2 separate regions of the Mus musculus genome follow, and region 1 is linked to region 2. Evidence: chromatin loops called from intact Hi-C (ENCODE). Cell type or tissue: gastrocnemius. All regions are shown on one strand. Links, peaks and the distances in the headings refer to the core of each region. The heading gives the core; the rest is flanking DNA.

What was found. Peaks named below come from ENCODE experiments on the same cell type or tissue, not always from the same donor. Only the 100,000 strongest peaks of a DNase experiment are listed, where the experiment ranks them.
Region 1: it touches region 2 in a loop (2.1-fold over the local background); 6 of 42 quality-filtered maps call a loop at or near these places.

What each region holds. Positions count from the first base shown.
Region 1 is chr3:27,936,015-27,941,391 of GRCm38, reverse strand. Pld1 (phospholipase D1) reads right to left here and starts at 2,712. Exons shown (of 27, transcript NM_001164056.1): 1 at 2,642-2,712. In gastrocnemius, for the core only: no CTCF peak of the experiment used is centred there; DNase peaks (open chromatin) are centred at 2,239, 2,437 and 2,723; H3K4me3 peaks cover 2,152 bases; H3K27ac peaks cover 4,125 bases.
Region 2 is chr3:27,860,193-27,865,569 of GRCm38, reverse strand. No RefSeq gene overlaps it. Among named protein-coding and RNA genes, the nearest start is that of Gm26040, 5.2 kb to the left of the region's middle. In gastrocnemius, for the core only: a CTCF peak has its summit at 2,038 (motif pointing right); DNase peaks (open chromatin) are centred at 2,076 and 3,755; H3K4me3 peaks cover 1,177 bases; H3K27ac peaks cover 1,541 bases.

The DNA.
Region 1 (5,377 bases), core at 80-5,079, 76 kb before region 2:
ATTGAGATTGTTTGTGTTTGTTTGTTTGTTTGTTTGTTACATATCCAGAGGGGGGAACACTAAGAATAAACCCCTTCTCTGTTTGTACCTCTAGACAGCTAAACTCGCAAAGTGTTTCCACTACAACTCCCAATCAGCTTACCAACTGACCCTCACATAAGCTTCCTCAACCCATGGAGGTAAAACTTACCAGGCGCCCCCTATCTGGCTATGCCTTCTATGTGTGCTCTTTAAAAGTGCATTTCTTGCTGACAATGTAGCTCAGTTAGTCACGTGCACCCCTAACATGTACAACACAACACCAGGTATGCTGGTGTGTGCATGGGGTCCCAACACTTAGGTCAGGGTGGGGGCAGGATGTTCAAAAGCATAAGTCACCTTCTGCAACCCAGCGAGTTAAAGAGAGGCTCGCCTGAGCTATATAGAAAAAAAAGTGTCTTTCTTGAGCTGGGGATGATAATGCAGCCCTACACTTCCAGCATTTGGGAGGTAGAAGCAAAGGCAGAAAGATGGATAATTCATAGGAATCGCCACCAGCAGAGTGAGTTCCATCCAGGGTCATACAAGAGACTATATAAAATTTCTTTAAAGCTCTGTGAAAAGAATCCAACCTTACTCAGTGAGAAAACTGAAGCTTGCAATGCAGTCTTTATTAATAAGTGTTACTAAACCTTGTAAGGAAGTCGAGAAGTCCTTTGGGAATGGACTGGGGGGAGATGGTAGCACACTGGCAGAGCTGTGCGATCAAACATCTATTTTTAAATTGTAAAGATGGCAAAGTTACGTGTCTATTTTGATAAAATAAAAATAAAACTTAAAATTAAAAAAAAATGAAAAAGGGTAGAAATGGGACTGAAGCGATGGCCCAGCCATTAGGAGCACATCCTGCCTTTCCTTAGCATCTGAGTCCTGTTCACAGCGCCCAGTTTGAGCAACAGCCTCTTCTGGCCTTCTTAGGCACCATATGCACATAACCCACACCCAGGCCAGCATATTCACATCATTAAAAATAAAATAAATCCTTAAAACATGTTGAAATTAGAGGTAGGTGAATTGTCAGTGTAATGCTTTTCTCATACAGAGTTGCATAAGAGCATTCATACTACATACTAAGACCATACACAAATGCATTCTCGGTAAAGGTCTGATGAGCAGGCTGTCCATTAACTAGGCAGTACTCATCTAGTTATCAGTAAATCAATCAACCTAAATGAGCCTGTAGAGAACTTAACACCAGTGTGTGTAAAACGCTGATGCCAGAAACAACACAGCAAGGACACCATCTCCTCAAAACCTTCTCCACTCGCACTATTTATTTGAAAAGCTAATTGTACTGGCTCATAAAAATTCAGATACCCGCTTACATAACCATTTAAAAGGTCCCCACACACCATTTAAAGGCTGCTTACAAATTCAAGCTAAACAGTTGAGTACAAACTCACTCGTGGGCCACAAAGCACGTACTATGGAAAGAGATTCTTGCATAAGTAGGCATAACAGACTAGTTCAAACTAGGCTCTCTGCACCCGTCAGGCTTCCTTGACAGCACCTCTGACAGGTCAGGACTTCTGAATATCTCTCTGAATTTCCTGGGTAGCTAGTCTCCAGAGGCCCTGGGAAGGTCATAAGGAGTTGGCTAAGCTGAAATTGGTGGGCCTGGCTGTCTAAGAGCGCTCTTCGTCCTGTGGAAAGATCTAGAAATGGTCGAATGCAGAAGCTCCTGTGGTCCTTAAGATTATGTTTTGAGCTTCATGAAAGAAGGCCGCTGGCAGTGATCTGAGATTGGGAGGCGGGGGTGAGGAAGGCAAACGTAGGCGTGGCAGGTAGCCCTAGGGTATGGGGGAAAGGGCTGGCCAAATTCTAAGTCTTGACCTGTACTTAAGAGATGGAAGCAGGAGGGCCAGGAATGTCATCCTTGGCTACATAGCCTTTGAGTGCAGCCTGAGCTACAGAAGACTGTTTCAAACAAACCGTCCCATGGCTTAGAGACCTCCTAAGGTCCCTCCCTGACCCGGAACAGTCAGTCCCAAACATCTTGGGTCGGAGCTAAAATAGCAACTGCCTAACACAGGCCTTTCTTTTAATTGCTACCCCTGTCCCTCCTCCACTTCAGCACAGCACATCTTTGGCCCCGAGGCAGCAGCTGTGTGGCTCGGCGCCCGGCACTGTGCTTCAGCTGGACTCTAAGCCACTGGAATGCAGCACTTCCTGGTTGGTCCGGGATGTTGGTGCTGTCGCCATCCCGGTCAGCCCACAGTGCTAAGGAGCTCAGGGAGCGCGGGACGATCTAGCGGGAGCGAACAAATCTACTGAGCCCGGGACCCGAGGAGGTGGGGTGGGGTGCATCCTACAGAGGACGCCCCGGATCTGCAGGGACTTGAGAGTGGAGTGGGGCTAGGACATCAGCAGCTGACCCGGCTCTGCTCTCAGGGTAGCGGTCCTCGCCTGCGGTCAGTGTGCGCGCGGCTCTTGCCAGCGCAGACACTACAGGAATTAAGACTATGGGAGGGACTCCAGGGTTCCCAAGGGAACTTCAGGGACAGGGCTGGTGAGAGGGGCAAGAGAGGCGGGATGAAGCACGAGGACCGCGAACGTCCTGCGGGCTCAGAAGTCCCGCAAGCCTGGCCCCGGCAGCTCCTACCTGCGGGCCTGGGGCGCGGGCACACACTCTGCGGCGGCGGCGACTTCGGGGGTCCCCGCGCAGCTGGCGCAGCTGGGGCCGCGGAAGAAGGGCGGGCGCTGGGACTCGCCGCCCGGAACTCGGCCGGTCTGCAGGGTGGGGCGGGGCGGCGCCGGCCAGCCTCGGTGACAGCCTCTGCCGCCGGCCTTCCTCCATGCCTCGGTTCTAACACTTTCTTCTGTCCAAGTGTCCTAACTCAGCCACAGTTATCCGCGGGGCGCAGGGGCGCACGCAGGCGTTGTTCTTACCAAGTTCACTTCCCTGGTCTCTGAGCCCAATCCTTGTCCAAGACTGGCCCGCAAGTTACAAGCCAACAGCGAGCCAACTGGTGAAATATTCCTGCCCTGAAGTGACTTGCTTAATTAGGGGCTTTGTAGAGGTCAACTGTGGCCTTCCTGCAAATCCCACGGGTAGGTCTTGGTAGGTGTTATTGCCTGTTTATAAGGAAACTGAGGCTGGCAAGTAAAGAACCAGCCTGACCCTAAGCTTGCTGGAGCCAGCAATCTCTTCAGTCCCCAAAACTGCCCGTGCTTGTCCCCCCAGACCCCCCTTCTCTCTCTCTCTCTCTCTCTCTCTCTCTCTCTCTCTCTCTCTCTCTCTCTGTGTGTGTGTGTGTGTGTGTGTGTGTGTGTGTGTGTTGTGGCGAGTGTTCGGTTGGTTAGTTTGAAGTTAGGTCTCTGCTGTATACCTGGTTGGCCATGAAGAACAGGTAGAACTCAAACTACATGATCCTCCTGTCTCAGTCACACATCGCCCTCACACTTCTCACTCCCACTTGCCATCAGTACTGGGTCTAATTCAGAAATGTTAGAGAGAAAAGTAAAAATAAAATGGGAGGAGAACGAGAAAGTCCCATTACCCCGATGGAACTGTCCGCACAGTAACTTTGCCGTTTTAATACACTTAAGAGAGTCGTCATCAAGGGAAATCCAGTGGCTGGGTGGTGTGAATAGCAATCCTTTGGGAATATAATTTTGAACACAAGTCAGTTCCAAAACTGGTTGCACAACACTGCTTCCAGCCAAAACCCAAAGATGCAACAGTTAGTTTCCTGTACATCAAATTGCTGATGCTGTTGGTCTTTTGAAATTGTTTATTGAGTATTATACAGTGAGACAGACCCAGTTACATAATGTCTTACCATGCCCATGGCACTGCATGAAATGAAAAATATAATATTTCTGTCCAGACAGAGGAGGAGTGAAATTATAGCGCGGGGCTCAGTTTTCAAGTAACCTGGAGCTGCCCAGCCCTCCCTGACTGCATTCTTCTCTTTTGAGCACATCTTTCCTAATGATTGCAGAGTCGGGCAGCCGTCACTCTTTCCTTGTTGACAGAAATAATTGATGCCTTTTGAATCCTATGATTCTGACAGATTTTTGCAATTATATGCACAGCCTTCTGAGCAAACAGGGTCTTGCCTAAGAGGGGTTTGGCAAGACTATATAACAAGGAAGTAACTGAAAAGCTGCATATGTCTCCTTCCTCCCTTCCTCCAGTTTATTAATTTCAGATGATTTGATAAGTGTGTGCCTAGGAGTAACCGCACTCTTACAAGCTTGTCTTTAGATGGTGTGAGACATTTGGTTGAGAAGCACCAGGCTGTACAAATTACATCCTGATTTCTTAAAAGTCGTCATTGAAACTTTTGGCATCAACACATAACAATAGGTCTTTCTGTTACTATTGTAATTATAAATAAGACAACTATCATACAATGACTGGAATTCTGCCCCAAAAGGTAGGAAAGTGAAAAGATTACCACAGGTCACCACCCCACAGGGAAGTGAAGCCCTAGCGAACACGCATCTTAGACATACTAGAATCCTGTAGATCATTGTTACACTCCTTGGAGAGTTTGTGATAGCTATTTCTTTTCAGGGGTGTCAAGAAAAACAAACGACCAAGAAGAGGGTTTCCTCCTGTTTGAGCCAGCCTGACCTACAGAGGTAGACACTGGAGTTGGGGCGGGTCAGACTAAGAAACCCTGTCTCGATCTCAAGTCGTGTGGTGTTTAATCTTCATTATCAGCCAGATTAGGCCACTGTGACTGGCTGCCCCAGTCTTATGCCACAGGTCTTTCCTGCCAGGATGGACTGTACACCTCACACTGTGGCCCAAAAGAACCCTTCCTCTCTATAGCTGCTCCTCAGCTAGTGATAGCGATGAGAAAAATAGCTAATATAGAAATACATCTCAAATGTGCAGTTTGATCACACAAGATTTTTTTTCTAAACATGTTCAATACTTCATCTTCTCTTCTGAATATAGGTTTACTTTATAATGTTTGCACCTTTATTTTTGCAAAAATACAAAGTTTTATAGTCCCTTAGAGGAACAATTTTAATGAAAAAATACTTTTTTTTAATGTACAAAACTGAGCATTTTACCTCAACTCATAGCATGGAAGAAAAGCTAAATTGTTTGTTAATATAAAGTTGGGTGGGTGACTTACTTACAGTGTACTGGGGACAACACTGCATAAAATAGATGCAGATGGAGAACGGGAAGCATAGGGTCTATCTCAGGCAATGAGCCCAGTCTTAGCAGAGGTTTATTGCTGTGAAGAGACACCATGACCGTAGCGGCTTCTATGAAGAAAAACATTAAATTGGGGCTGCCTGACTGTTTAGAGGTTTAGTGCGCTATCCTCACATAGGAAGCATGGCAGCCTGCAGGCAGAGCTGATGCTAGCGA
Region 2 (5,377 bases), core at 67-5,066:
AAGGCCATCTCCCCGACATAGTGAATTTGAGGTTAGACTGGAGTATGATGAGGTGTCTTAAAAATTCAGTCAGAAGACCTGCAAGACAGCTCAGCCAGTAAAGAGACTTGTACCAAGCCTGACAACTCGGCCTCAATCCCTGGGCCCCACATGGTGGAAGGAGAGATCCGACTCCTGCGTGCAGTCTACTGTCTTCCACATGCATACTGTTCTGACTGCCCACTGACACAGACACATAAGTATTTTTTAAAGGTACAATACAAAAAAAAATTCAACCTTACAAACAAACAAAAACCAGTTTGTAGTTGGAAGGAACCTTGGATACATGTGAGGCTGAGTTCTCAAATCCCTGAGAACTGTGTGGCCGTTATATGCTGATTCTCAGGAAGACACTCCACGTGGCAGTGAGCTGACTACAATAGAGACATCTTTCTTAGATGCATCAGAGAGGTGCTTCCTAGAGTCTCTAGTCCTGGCCTTATGTCTGTGGCTCTCCACAGCTCAGTGCGGTGGGTTTGAGTCGTTGACCACTCATAGGACCATCAGCATGCTTGGGAAACTGTACAAACTGAGAGTCTTCTGAGGTCTCAGGGAATTGTCCCACCAGGTTGCTGCTGCTACCCATTACAGTCCGACACACGGTTATTCTGAGTCAGAAACTCAACTGGGCTTTCAAATCAGCAGGGAAGCTTCCTCCTCTTCCATTTTAAGACAGACTTCAATTTCCTCCTAGTCAAATAGGGATCATCAGAATTGCTAACTCAGTCTTGCTGAAAGAATCAATGGGATTCAACGTATAACAAAAAGCCCGGTGGTGCAGCTTGGACTCTAACAGCCAGGTCTGTGATCAGTTCTGTTGAACCCATTTGATGGGGAGGGAGAGAACTGACTCCACAACTTGGTCCTCTGACTTCACGCATGCAGTGTGGTGCATGCACACCTGTACACATCACACAGACGCATCATGTAAGAGTTCAAGGCTTCGAGCTTCGTTCCACACACTTAGTACATGTCTTCAAACATCAGTCAGTATGGATCCCACTCATCTGAAAACGGACACATTCAGAGTAAACACTTTAGACATAACACTTCAGACATAAGACATAAACACCTTCATTTTGCAGATCTGATATCTGTGATTGGGAGAGGCTTCGTGACTTCTTCAAGGGCACAGGGCTGAAACATTGCTATCTAGCAATCCAGTGCAAGTCTCCCAGGCCCCGGGTCTTCGATCACCACACTGTTATCTGCCCCGTAATGGAACGATAAGATTTCTAGCCGTGGTCTGGTGATTGCACACGTAGGGACTTGTTAGTATAATGTCCGAGTTAATAACATTTAAGCTCTCCCCTCAGTATGGGGCACCCTGCTTATTCATGCACCTACATCTTGCTTTCTTGTGTCCCACTCAGTGCTGAAATAATTAAAGCTGACCTTCAGACATTTTACCAACAAGCCAGATCTCTGGGTGCTACCACACCCTCAAAGACATGGACAGTCCAATAGTTGCTTTCTAGAACTGAGGGAAGAAAATCTGGGGGAAATGTGTACAGTTTCAGAAACCTGAACATTATCCAGTTTTCGCGGAATTATGTGAAATAGCACAATCGTATATGCCTTAGGTTAACCAGAACCCCATTCACGATGTTAAGAACTGCAACAGGTTGGTGTTTGCCATTCTGGTCACAAAGAAAAGAACAGGCATTTTACTGTGCCCTTGTCTGGGAGAAATCAAAGGGTTAATTCTTCAGCGCTGTGTGCCAAAAAATGTCTAGTTTACAGACTGGAACGAATATGGCACCTTCGTTTTAAACAGCCAATTTCCAGTTTTGTGTGGCTGTCGAGATTCCTGAGCTAGGGACAGGGGCCGGGGCAGGAGAATGGGCTGGGTTTCTTACTTTGAATGTGGACATATGGGCTGTGGGAAGGAAACTATTTAAGATGGGGCTTAGGGAGAGGGGGGAAAAGTCGCCTTTCCCCAGCTGAGATTTTTCCAGGATGTCGTCATACAAGCTCCAAAACCTCCTCTGAACAGTAGATGGCTCTCATTGGCTGTATGCAAATGATGCGCAAGCACTGGTTTCCTGGCAGAGGAAAACTTACACCAGAGCAGCGATCCAGTCCAAGCCTGGCTCTCCACAATCCTGAAAGACGGGGCAGTTTCAGCCTTTGACATGCCAGGAAGTAATTCCATAATGTCACTCATGCTGAGGGCTCACCGGTCCTCAGACAAGAAGACACAAGTGCAGCGTGTAAGATTTAAGTTTTCGGACAGACTTTAGTACAAAGAGCAGAAACCATGGGAGGAGCCAGAATTACACTGAACACCGACACTAGTAATTAAAGCCACCGTAAGGGAAGAAAGGCTTCTGCCAGGAAACTGCAAGCACAACCCGAAGCCATTCCTTCCCCCATTTTTCAGGCAGGGGGTCCTTGCCATGTGACAACCAGATAAGGCTGTGTGGGGGTCATTAACGTTCCTGCCCATCCTGGAGGCGCAGAGGCCTTCCTGAGGTTTGCTGACCTGTATGCTTCAATGTGTTTCATTTTCTCCAAGAGCAGGCAGATGAGAAAGGTCAGGAGACTTAGGTTAGAAGCTGGGAAATGGACCAGGGCCCCACAGTATGACATCATTTTCTTGCAATGCAATGAAGCAAATGACACCAGAGCAGCGATCCAGTTCCATGAAGGAAGAAAACAAAAACAAAAACAATCACAACAGTAGAGAAGCCTGACAGCCACAGCAAGTCCCAGAATCTGCAGAGGAAGGGCCTGCCTAGCTCAGCTCCTGCCTCTTTGTTAATATCCTTGGCTAGAGCACCTTGGAAGAGAGGGTAACAGGGATTGGGGGTTGGGGGGAGGGAGAGGGAGGTGGAGGGAAGAATGAGAGGGGAGAGTCTGGAGAACAGGAGTGGGGAGTCTGGGAAGTGAATGGTAGACTCTCCCTAGACCTAGGTCAGGGTTCACTACTATTTATTGACTGTCTTGTGGCTGGTCCAAGGGGAAGGAGGAGGATTTAAACCTTGCTTCAGTGTCCAACTGCCAATCCCTAGGCAGAGCTACATCTGCCCTTTTCTGACTGAAACAAATGTCTTATGACTCTGCTGTCCTGACTTTTCTGGAGACATGCACAGAAAGGCCTATTCACCTGGGCAGAGAGGGTAATAGCAGACCAAAGAAACAGAACTCTACCAGTCTCTGTACAACTTGCTGGCATCTCCGTGGAAGGGTCTACTCTCCCCAGCACCCATACACTCACATAAGCACTAGAAGGTGTGGGGAGTCAGCTACGAACTTGTGTGGTCCTCGAGAGACATAGAACTTTCCTGTGAGTTTCTTTAGCTCCCCTCCTCCTCCTCCCCCCACTCCTCCTCTTCCTTCTTAGAAAGACTGTTTCAAAGCAGCGGGAGCAGCTATAAAGGCCTTGTCCTAGGACACAGGTTGGAGTAGATGATAACACTTTCCTAAGAAGCTCTGTGAGTTTGTAGATATTCTCCTTGTGGGGTAGACCCAGAAATTTAAATGTGAAAAATCTGCCTGGTTATGAAACTTGGGAAAATGAGCCTCCTGAGTGACCACCCCCAAAACATAGAGATCCTCTTGCAGCATTGACAAAAAGATGTCCTTAAGGCACCAGCACAGGCCAGAGAAGGCTCACAGGCCTGAACAGGAACCCTGAGCGAGCTAGGCTGCAGCCTAGCCCAGTGATCTTGGACAACGTGCCAAGTGCAGTGCCGCTCCCAGCCTCCCCAGTGGCATAGCCTGACCTGGATTCCAGCCAATTGGTTCAGCCCTGAACCAAGGCAAGGCTTTAAGGGCTCTGGCCAACACATCAAGAGGCTGCACCACAGGGCCCTACCTCTGGCTGGTACCAAGGTTTGGAGAACTAGCTTCTGCGTTCTATACCTCTGCTCACTGGCTGGGCGGCTGCTTTCTGTAACCGAGTGCCTGTTACTTGTCATGCCCCAGTAGGGACTGCACGGTGGCTATGAAGGACAGTCTCAGTTAGAGCTTTTGTCGATTTTCTTTGTTCTCCTCACGCAGGTCCTCCTGGGAGTTAGCAGAAGCCACCAAACACTGACTACAGCTAAGACTGAGTATCGCAGCTCCTTGACACTTTAATATATATTTCAAAAAACCAGTTGACAATAAATCCCTTTTATAATGTCATTTCCTAGCCGCCTTGATGGATGACACACTACAAGGACTGTCCCAATCATGCCAGACCAACTGTCCAACAATTGAGCGGTACCAGGTGGCCCCTCTAATCTGGGTTCCAGGGAGTTATTCCACAATTACTCGTGGGAACCACGCAAAGACAGATATGCTCTCTGGGAAAGTCATGGATACCTATCCTCTGGATGGCTCAAAACCCTCGTCTTCTCCCTCAACCTCTCCCCTATTCTCCTGGAGAGGGGAAGTGTCTTCTTTAAATGAGTCACTATCCCCAAGATGTATTAAAAGCTCTAGTTGTTATAAGGCCAGGAAGCACTAAAAAACCCTACAGAGACAGAACTTTACATAAAATGCCCATATTACTGAGGTTGTTTTTTTCCTGCCAAGTTGTCATCCTTATAGTCTCTGGTCACTCCCCTTAAGTAGTTATGATGTCCACAGTTAACTCGATAGGGAAAGGGAATTTATTTTTACATGGGTGTAAAAATCACAAAATTCAAGGCTTGTATTTTTTGCCATCTGAATAACCCCTCATGCTTGTTCACACATGTTGAAAGTGTTGTTTAACTAAAGTACACAGAGCAGACTCATTGAAGACTACCCTTTCCCCTTGCTCTAGACAAGGAGAAAGATCAAAGCTGCCAGTATTTTTCCAGGATGACCCCTGCTTTGTTCTGAACACTCCACCCATCTCCAGTTTGTAGAAGCTCAAACAATCCCCCTCCCCCGATTTTCTCTTCTATAAACCTTCTTATAAACAAGACTCCCATTGCTCCTTTGGCATCCCATGAAGAGAGGATTCTCCCTCACAGGTAGATCTTTACGGTGTCTTCTACAGTTATAGTATCAATTCCTTCAAACTTCTAAAGCTCACAGTGTTAAAGCAGTGAAAAAGCATTGTGGGACTTGGCAGGTGAAATGCATTGTGGGACTTGGCAGGTGAAAAGCATTGTGGTACTTAGCAGGTGAAACGCATTGTGGGACTTGGCAGGTGAAAAGCATTGTGGGACTTGGCAGGTGAAAAGCATTGTGGGACTAGGCAGGTGAGGAAAGGTATTTGAGATGGTTCTGTTCTAATAAGACCGATGTTGAATAATGAAAAGCGGCTTACCTATTAACAACTCTGCCTTAAAATGCCCAAGTGGCTAGCATTTTTTAAAAAAGCAACCCTGGTTTATTAAGTAATTAATTCCTTTCATAC